Linked DNA regions of Homo sapiens: region 2 is linked to region 1. Evidence: chromatin loops called from intact Hi-C (ENCODE). Cell type or tissue: psoas muscle. All regions are shown on one strand.

What was found. Peaks named below come from ENCODE experiments on the same cell type or tissue, not always from the same donor. Only the 100,000 strongest peaks of a DNase experiment are listed, where the experiment ranks them.
Region 2: a loop joins it to region 1, with 4 times the contacts of the local background. A loop is called at or near these places in 8 of 110 quality-filtered maps.

What each region holds. Positions count from the first base shown.
Region 1 is chr3:125,964,546-125,969,545 of GRCh38, reverse strand. It overlaps ROPN1B (rhophilin associated tail protein 1B), which reads right to left and starts at 368. Exons shown (of 7, transcript NM_001308313.2): 1 at 146-368. It also overlaps the pseudogene ALG1L1P. In psoas muscle, no CTCF peak of the experiment used is centred here; no DNase peak of the experiment used is centred here; H3K4me3 peaks cover 195 bases.
Region 2 is chr3:126,200,564-126,205,563 of GRCh38, reverse strand. All of the region lies in intron 1 of ALDH1L1-AS2 (ALDH1L1 antisense RNA 2), which reads right to left. Among named protein-coding and RNA genes, the nearest start is that of ALDH1L1, 22 kb to the right of the region's middle. In psoas muscle, no CTCF peak of the experiment used is centred here; no DNase peak of the experiment used is centred here.

The sequences.
Region 1 (5,000 bases):
CCTTCCCCTTGCCCTCCCCTTGCCCTGTGAACAAGGAGAGGCTCAGAATCCAGGGGGCGTCCGGCAGGGCTCCTCCCTCAGACCAGCGCAGCCCTCGGGGCGCTCAGAGCCCTGCCCTCCCTCCACTTCCCCTCGGGGTGGCTACCTCAGGCTCGCTCCCAAACCGGCTGTCTGGCTTCAGGCGACACCTGGCGCCTGGCCTCAGGCGAGAGGTGTGGGGAGAGACCGAGTGCCTCCCACCCTTCTTAAGAAGGAGAGCAGTAGAACCTCGGCGGGGAGGGCAGCAGCGGCCGGGGGTGACAGCAGCGGCGGGGCACGACCGCCGTTAGCGTTAGACGTTAGCGCTCCGCCTTCGCCTGGCAAACCCTGCGCGGGCTCCGCTGCCAGGTCACCAGGGGTAGCGCCGGGCGCGACGTCACAGAGCCGCCCCGCCTCTCCTGCAGCGGCGGGTTCCCAGGGTCCCGCTAGGGCGCTGCTAGGGGACGCTGAAAGCTGTTTTGGGCTTTGCTGGTGGTGGAAGGACCAGACGGCCTGGAGGGTTAAGGACTGGGCTGGGGACGTTAGGAAACCCGGGCTGGGGGCGTTGGGGGTGGGGCGGAATGTGTAGCCATTGACGGTGCGCTTTTGTAGGTGAGAGGGCAGAAGTGGAGCTTGATCTTTCGGCTTGTGGAAAGTGGACAGGTGAGAATTCCTCAGGAATCATAGCAACAACACCTCTTACAATGCGTTTTTGGTGCCAGGAATTGTTCTAAGTGCATTACACACATGAACTCATTTCATCCTTACTGTCACCCCATGAGGCAAGTACTATTGTTATCCCCATTTTTACAGATGAGGGAACTGAGCACAGAGAGGTTAAACTTGTCCAAGATGACAGTCAGCAAGTGACAGAGTCAGGATCTGAATCTGGGTTGCGTGGTCCCAGATTCCTCACTCTTGACCTTATAATGCTAAGAAAGGGGCATGGAGTGGATAGGAACAGAGCCTGAGATGCCTGGGGACAACAGGGAAAGATAGAAAATATTTATAGGGTAGAATGTGGTCACTGTGCCAGGGCACTTTTACAAACATGATGACATCAAAGTTTCACAGTAAACTCTGAAGGTAGATATTACCTTCGTTTTAGAAAACAGGCTCAAGGCTTCGAGTAATTTTGCCTGTGATCAAACAGCTGGCAGTAGGGCCCAGGGCCCAACTTGTCTCCAGGTCTTCTGATTTCAAGACTGTTGTTTTTGTTTTGTTTTGTTTTGCTTTGCTTTGTTTTGAGACAGAGTCTCACTCTGTTGCCCAGGTTGGAATGCAATGGGGTAATCATGACTCACTGCAGCCTCAATCTCCTAGGTCTAAGCAATCCTCCCACCTCAGCCTCCCAAGTAGCTGAGACTACAGGTGTGTGCCACCACACCAGGCTAATTTTTATATTTTTATAAACAGGGTTTTGCCGTGTTGCCCAGGCTGGTCTTGAACCCCTGGGCTCAAGTGATCCACCCCCCCTTGGTCACCCAAAGCACTGGGATTACAGGTGTGAGCCACCGCACCTGGCCTCAAGACTGTTCTTTTTAAGCACCCAAAGAGGCAAGAAAAGCCCCATCTTTCTCTGCTACACCCCGTGTCACTTCACACCCATATGAAAGCTGCTCATTGCATCATGTAATCCTTCAGTCCATTTATACTACAGTGTGTATTAGTCTAAATCAATTAATTCACCCAGGGTCTTCAGAGCTTTCTCTGGTTGTGAGATGAAAGCCTTTGTCTCTCCCTAAAGCAATTTTAAGCATCAGTGAACAAGTGGGGGAACTAGATTTTTGGCTTATGCATGCAGAAAGCTTTTCACAGCCTGTTGTCATCCATTTGTAAAGAGGCCACTCTGCTGGCATTTGTCAAAATCCTGCAGGTCCTTGCACACCTGGAGAATCCTGGATGGTCTGGGGACGGCCACTGCCCACAGGGCAAGATCTGGGGATGAAAGAAACCTAGTCACTAGCTATCACCTATCTTTCTGAGGCCTCTGTGGAGGGGCTACCAGGTGTTGGTACAGGCACCTGACCAACAGAGTGTGCCTTAGGTTGGGAGGGGGAGGCTGGAGGCTTGAGGGCTGCAGGTGCATCTTCCAGGATAACAAGAATGCTCTGGCCACTGGAGTCTGTTCTGTTGTATGCACATGAGATGAAGGTGTGCCAATCTCTTCCTGCTTTCATGCTGAGTAAATAATACTGACAGGAATGAATAATAATGATCTTTGTGCAGAAGAACAGGTTTTTCAGACAAAGCACTAACAGCTGGAGATGGAAGATGAAATAAAATAGAATTTTAGAGTAGCAGGTTAAACACAAGGGAGGAATTTCATAGCACTGTCTGACTGAGGTGATTTGATGTCTGTCTGTAGGAGGCCAGGTTGAGAGGCGTAGGTTAGATTATCCTTGATCTATCAGTCAATAAATAACAGGATACAATAAATAACAGGATACAGTCAAGAGAATATAATTTTACAGGGAAACGATAATAACACAATTCAGGAAAGTTGCTTTCTTCTAAAACAGAGGTAAGAGTAGAGAGGGAGGAGCACATAGATGTTACCGGTAGTGGTCCAGCTCTTGGGGTGGATGGTGGGTTCATGGGTGTTTATTATGTTTCAGTAAAAAAATCTGTCTTATATATTACAATAAAAACTTTTATTACATAAAATCTTTTATCAAGTAGGTTACATTGTTTTCTGCTATTTTCTTGTACAAATGAATATCCTTTCTTATCATTTCCCTTGTTCTACTAGATAATTCCCATCAATATACAAACATGCTCTAATTTCTCCCATCATTTTCCTCTTCAGCTTTCACCCATTTCTCTGCTTCCCTTTATTGCCAAGTTCTTTAAAGAGTTGCCCATACCTGCCACCGCTAATTTCTCTCTTCCAAATCTCTTTTTAATCTACTTGAACCAGGCTTTCATCCCCATCACTCCACTGAAATGACTTGTGTCAAGGTCCCCAGTGACATGCTGTTAAATCCAACATCATCTCTCAGCCTCGGCTCAACCTATCAGCAGCATTTGATCCTGTTGATCACTTTCGCATGATTGAAACACTTTCTTTCCTTGGATTCCAGGACATCACACTCTTGGTTTTTCTCCTTTCTCATTGGCTGTTCTTTTGCTTGTTCTTCCTCCTCTCCCTGACACTTTAATCTTGGAGTGCCCCAGGATTTACACTTGGACTTCTCTATCTACATGCACTCTCTTTTTTATCTCATTCAGTTTCATGTTTTGGATATTACATTTATGTCTTCAGCCCTAATCCTTCCCTAAACACCACAGTAGAACATCCAACTGTTTACTCTGCACCACTGGATGTCTAATAGGCTTCTCAGACTTAATACACCCCAACTGCACTCCAAGATTCCTCTCCAAACCAGCTCCTCCAGGCTTCCTCATAGCAAAATATAGCAACTGTAAATTCTAGTTGCCCAGGCTAAAAACCTTGGCATTATCCTTGGCTGCTTTTTCTCTCACACCTTAAATCCAATCAGAGCAAATGCTATTGGCTGTATCTCCATAAGTCATTCAGAATTGGAGCACTTCTCTCCACTTCCATCACCTTGGTCCAAGCAAACCTCATCTCTCACCCGGACCACTACAATGGCTTCCTAACCCATCTCCCTGTTTCCGCCCTTCCCTTCCGATGGTCTGCTCTCATCACAGGTGCCCAATCAAATTACTGAAAACCTAAGACTGATCATGTCATTCCTCTGTTTAGAACCCTCAGTGGCTGCCACATTATGCAAGTAAAAGTCAAAGTAACCCACAGGCCCTTAAACTCTCTGAACCCATCATTTCCTCTTTTCTCCTTCCTCACTTCCCTCCAGCCATGCTGGCCATCTTATTATCCCTCAGAAAGGCCAGACCCTCTCCTGACTCAAGACTTGTGCACTTGCATTTTGTCTGCCTGGAACATGATTTCCTCAGGTATCCACAGGCTTCACTCGTTAGCACCTTTAGTTTTGTATCCAAATGTGACCTTCTAAGGGAGTCTTATCTGACTCTTTTAAGTTGAACACCAATATCCCTTCCAACTCCTCCCTTGCTTTACAATCATTACATACTATGTATTTTTAAATTTTTGTTTTATTGATTTCTCTATATTTTTTCCCTGGAGTGCATGGGATTCTGTTTGTTTTAGTCACTGATGTATTTCGGGAGCCTAGAACAGAATTGTGCACATAATGGGCACCATAAATATTTGTTTACTGAATTAAATTCTCCTTTTTTTCTCTCCTTCCACCTTGCTTCCCTTTCCTTCCTTCTTCTAAGAGGCCCTTCTGAAAAATGATACTTCAGTGTCCATTGAGATTTGCATGTTCAGTATCTTAGGGACCAAAGTTCTATTTGGCCAGGTGACGACCGGTCTGGCACCAGAGAGTGGGAATCCTGACGGTCTTCTCTACCATCTCAGCCTTATACTAAGTATCAACTGTCTCATACTAGCTATGAGCTCAGAAAATCAGTTCTCCCTATCCTGTGTGTCTTATACTGTGGCTCACTTCCCCCAGATCTTAAGTGTGCCATTTCATAGGAGGAAACGAGAGTGACCCTGTCCCACCTGCTGCTTGGATCATGGTGAGGCTGGGGCTGAGCAGTGATGATGGGTACACCATACTCGGGACCTTGGCTCAGGTTCAGCACAATTCTGTGATTTAACTGTGGGGTGTGGTTGTTAGACTCCCCATGGAGCCAATCAACCCTGTGTACATAAACTCCTTTCACATATACATTTGTTTTCTTTTGCTGCATTGCAAATTACCACATACTTAGCAGCTTAAAACAACACAGATTTCTGATCTCAGTTTCCACAGGGCAGGAGTCTGGGTGGGTTAGCTGGGTCCTCCGCTAAGGGTCTTGCCCAGCTAAAACCCAAGTGTTGGCTAGGGCTGTGCTCTCATATGAGCCTTAGGGTCCTCTTCCATATTCATTGGTTGTTGACAAAATTCAGTTCCTTGGGGATGTAGGAC
Region 2 (5,000 bases), 240 kb before region 1:
CAGGAACACCCTTTCTCCAAGTGTACCCACTCCCTAGGTACACCCTCTCCCCAGGTGCACCCACTCCTCAGGTATACCCTTCCACCAGGTGCACCCTCTCCCCAGGTGTACCCTTCCCCCAAGTGCACCATTTCCCCAAGTATACCCACTCCTTAGGTGCACCCTTCCCCCAGGTGCACCCTCTTCCTAGAGGCACCCACTCCCCAGGTGCACCCCCTCCCCAGGTGTACTCTTCCCCCAGCTGTGCCCTCTCCACAGATGTACCGTCTCCCCAAGTGCACCTACTCCCCAGGTGAACCTTCTCCCAGGTGTACCAACTTGCCATGTGTACCCTTCCCCCAGGTGCTCCCTCTCCCCAGTTGCACCCTTTCCTGAGGTACACTCACTCCCCAGGTACACCATTCCCCCAGTTGTACTTTTCATCCAGGTGTGCCCTTCCCACCAGATGCTCCTCCCCCTGGTGTGCCCTTCCCCTGGGTGTACTTGACTCACTTTCCTTCAGTAGGTTTCCGCTCAGTTATCACTCTATCATGAAGCTTCCCTCACCACTCTGTTTAAAATGCAACCTCCCTCAACTCTCCCTCTCCTCTCCCCTACTTTATTTTTCTCCATTTCATATAGCTGATAATTCCCATCTTTATTATGCTTATTGTCTGTTCCCAGTCAGGTAAGTCCTATGTGGTGTTTTTTTGAAATTTTGTTCTTTGCTATATCTCAGTGTCTGGGACAGTGTCCAACATATCCTAGGTGCTCAGTACACATTTATCAAGAGAATGAATGGATTGGACACATCCATCTCCCTTCCCTGACTCTGAACTTCTGGAGCACAGGGACCCTGCCTTTTTCATCCAGGCCAATACATAGCAAGTGCTTGTTTAAATGTTGGTTGAACTCAGTGGCCCACCCATTACAACATAAAGACACCAATACTTTCAGGAAGCTTCAGCGAAAAACCCTTATAGAAAAAACTCTCCCAGGTGTATGCCCTCTGCACCAATTGCAAAGCTCTCGACCTCATTAAAAAGCATTTCATTAGAAGGTGACTGATATGGTTTGGATTTGTGTCCCCGCCCAAATCTCACCTCAAATTGTAATCCCCAATGTTGGAGGAAAGGCCTGGTGCGGGGTGATTGGATCGTGTGGCCAGATCCCCACTGTTGCTCTTGGTATAGTGAGTTCTCATATCTGGTTGTTTAAAAGTGTGTGTCACCTCCCGCCTCTCTCTCCTCTTCTTCCTTCTCTGGCCATGTAAGATGTGCCTGCTTTCCCTTTGCCTTCCACCATGATTGAAAGTTTCCTGAGGCCCTCCCAGCTATGCTTCCTGTGGAACCATGAGCCAATTAAAACTTCTTTTCTTATAAGTTACCCAGTCTCAGGTAGTTCTTTATACAATGCGAGAACAGACTAATACAGTGACCTCATTGGGATTTATGCAATCTTATCAGAAATGAAATTTCACAAGTCCACAGTATCAGTGCCATGGGGAACCTAAGAATCCCGGAAGTCAAGGGCAGCTCTTTGCCTGTCCTGAGCCCTCAGCACAGGGAATCAGTGCTGTAATTGAACTCACTGGAGTAACCCTATAAATGGAGAGATGGCCGCGTGTGAGTCTAAGCAGAACTGGACTTGGCAGGGAGGACCCAGGCAGCCCAGGGACACGGTGCCCATGTTCCCGTTTCCTGTAGAACTTTGCAAGCATGATACCCATCTCTAGCATGAGCCATCAGGGCCCCAGCATGGACCTGAAATCAGAGCCTGCAACCCCCGTGTCTCCCTCCTTCTCTTTCTCAGCCTACATCCCTGCTTCCTTAGCCATCAGGCCCTGCTAGGGAGGCTGTCCCAGCCCTACCTGGCCTGACCTTTGGGGCCTGAGAGGGTAAGTCCAGCCTAGGTGTGTGTGTGGGGGGGTGGGGTAGACAACAGCCAACTGCCTTAGGAGCAGGTTCCCTACACACAGACCCCTGCTCCCTGAATGTGGCAGAGGGATATCCAAGGACGTGTATGTGTTTGCCTGTTCATTAGCTCACTAAGCCCTGCCTTCTGCAGACACCCTGGTGGTGCTAGGTGTACAAGGATGAGACAATGGACCTCCCCTTCTGCACCTGAAGTGGGCCTGCTGCACACATCCAACAAGAGTGGAAATACCAAACACATTAATAAGTGCTTCCAAATAATACGCTTGCACAGCTATTGCCCAATGAGTAATTTCTGATATGCTCTGCGGAGTGTTTGTCAGGACAGATGAAGATTTATTCCTTGTGCCAGCCCCCTTCTCTGCATTTTCCCTTTCTCCCCAACCCTCCAATCTCCCAGTACGGATGTAGTAAAATATTGATAAATTTTACAATCTATTATACATTAGTAGTCTATTAAGACTATGTACCACACTGCAAACGCAATAGTAGTATATGGTGGGGTTTTTTCCTAGTCCAACTTTTTGTTTCGCTTAGAGTTAGTGATGACCTCATTTTAAAATTTGCTTCATTTTGGTGCACTGATCTTTATTTATTTTTTCAAAATGCTGCATTAGACCTGTCAAGTACATGGCCATATCCTTTATAAGGTGCCTCATCTTGCAGACTCTGTCAACCCCACTGTGCCCCAGCACCTCTGCCTTGCTGCACAGGACCTCTGGCTGCCCAGCCTGCAGGCATCCTGAGACTGACTGTAGCCCGTGTCCTGTACCAGTACCCGCCCCCACGGCTCCTGCATCCAGATCTTGCTGTTCCTTTGTTTGTTCTGTTTTTTTTTTCTTTTTTTTTTTTTTCTGGATTGCGTGCTCCAGTGGCTTCTAAAAAAGAGTTTTGAGGAAGGGGGCATATTTTCAGTCCTTCTTTGAGTTAACAAGTGCTCCTGTTTCATTGTCTCATGTTTCATTGGGAATAAAATATTTAAAAGTGGGTTCCTGTCTTCCTTTCAAGTGCAGCACCACCTTTTTCCAAGATGCTGTTGTTATTTGCATCCTAGTTTCCTTGTCCAAGAGCTGTGTGGATGTGGTTGTCAGCATCTCTCCTTTCCCTTTCTCATGAATGTCTGCTTCGCAACTCATCCTTAGTGGGCATGAGGCCAGTCTTTGCCATCTGGGTGTCCTGGCCCTTCAAGTCTGAAATGGAACTGGCTGAACTTCCCACCTGCTGTGGTGGAGTCTGGGGCCGTAGCTAAGAAGGCACAACACTGTGATTGTCTGAGAATGTCTGCAATTGTCTGTGATTGAACGCTGTGATTGTCTGAGAGTGTCTCAGTTCAGTGGTCAGTCTATTCCCTACATGTCTAATAAATGAAAAAAGTTTCATACAGTAACTGGAAGTCAACTAGAATATATGCGACTTCACTTATTGTTCAATGTTGGGTTGATTCATGGGTGGATTTTCTAAACCTTTCATCTTTTATGGGTTGATTTTCTAAACCTTTTATCTTTTATGTTATTTTCCATTTATTCATCATTTTAATCTAATTTTTGGAAGGTGTTTCTAACTTTATATTTCAAACCTATTGAATGTCATTATTTCACTTATCTAATTATCTTCTTAGAATCTTTCTTGTTTTCAAATTATTTTTTTATTGAGACCAAAGAAGCTACATAAAATGTTACAAGCCTAAATTTGAACTGAAAGTTTCAATATCAATTTCATTTTGTTTTTGTTTTTAGAGACAGAATCTCACTCTGTCACCCAGGTTCAAACTCCTGGGCTCAAGCCGTACTCTTGCTTCAGCCTCCTAAGCAGCTAGGACTACAGCTGCATGCTGCCATGCCTGGCTAATATATTTTTTAAAAAATCTGTAGAGACTGTTTTGCCCAGGCTGGTCTTGAACCCCTGGCTTCAAGTGATTCTCCCACCTTGGCCTCCCAAAGTGTTAGGATTACAGGCGTGATGCTTGAATAGTAACAAGAGTTTTTGCAGGATAGTAACAGGCCTTCAGTTCTGTACACAAACAACAGTAATAGCAATTGCCTCAGGGAAGTCCAAAGAGGGTGAGTGGGTTGTTAACTTTTTCTCTATTCATTTTTGGATTGTTTCGTGTTTTATACCAAGCACATATTCCTTTTGTAGTTAATTTTAACCTTATAATAATTTCTGTTTACAGATCTTACATGTTGTGTTTAATGGGTTTTGGCAGTTTCACAACCTGCACAGCCACCATCTCGAACAAGCTAGAGGACATTTCATTGCACCAAGAAATATCCTGGGGTTGCTTTCCGGTCAACCCCACCCTCACCCAGTGACTGTGCTGACTTTTATTACCATACATTAGTTTTATCTGATCTCAAACATCCTGTAGAAAAGTCACACAGCATGTACTATTTTGAGTCTGGCTTCTGTCACTTAACATAATATTGCTGCATGTATTCCTTCCTTTTTATTAATAAATAATACTCTACTGTATAAAAGTATTAATTTTTTTATTCATTCTCCAATTGGTGGGCATTTGACTTGTGTTCAGGTCTTGACTATGGTGAATAGGCTGCTGTGAACATTCTACAAGTCTTTGTGTGGATGTATATCTTCATTTCTCTTGGGTAAAATACACAGAAGTGGAATGGCTGGGTCAAAGAGTGCATAGTTAATTTTTAATAACATAATTTGAAAAATAAAGCAAAAAGCTACAGCAATTACAAAAGGTGGTGGCCAGCCCAGGAATAAGCAAACACCAACTGCAGAGAATGGAGAATATAAGAATGTGTGTGCTTCCCATCTTCAGCCTCAAGCGGGCCCTCATGGCCACAGCCACCTCAGGAACCCTCCTTAGAACTCTTCAGTAACATTTGTAGGGGCCATTGATTTGAATCAGGCTCCTCTCCTGCATCCAGCAGACCAAGCCAATATGGAGTCACTCATGCTAAATGTCACTAATTTCCTTAAGAGTATACTAAGGCAACAAATAGCTGAGTTTGGTTAGTTAAGGCTTGAGCCTTATGTCATAGTAGGCAGTCAGCCGACCCAGTGAGATAAAACGCTGAGCTGTAGCCAACTTAGTTGTTCTTTTTGCTCCATGTTGGT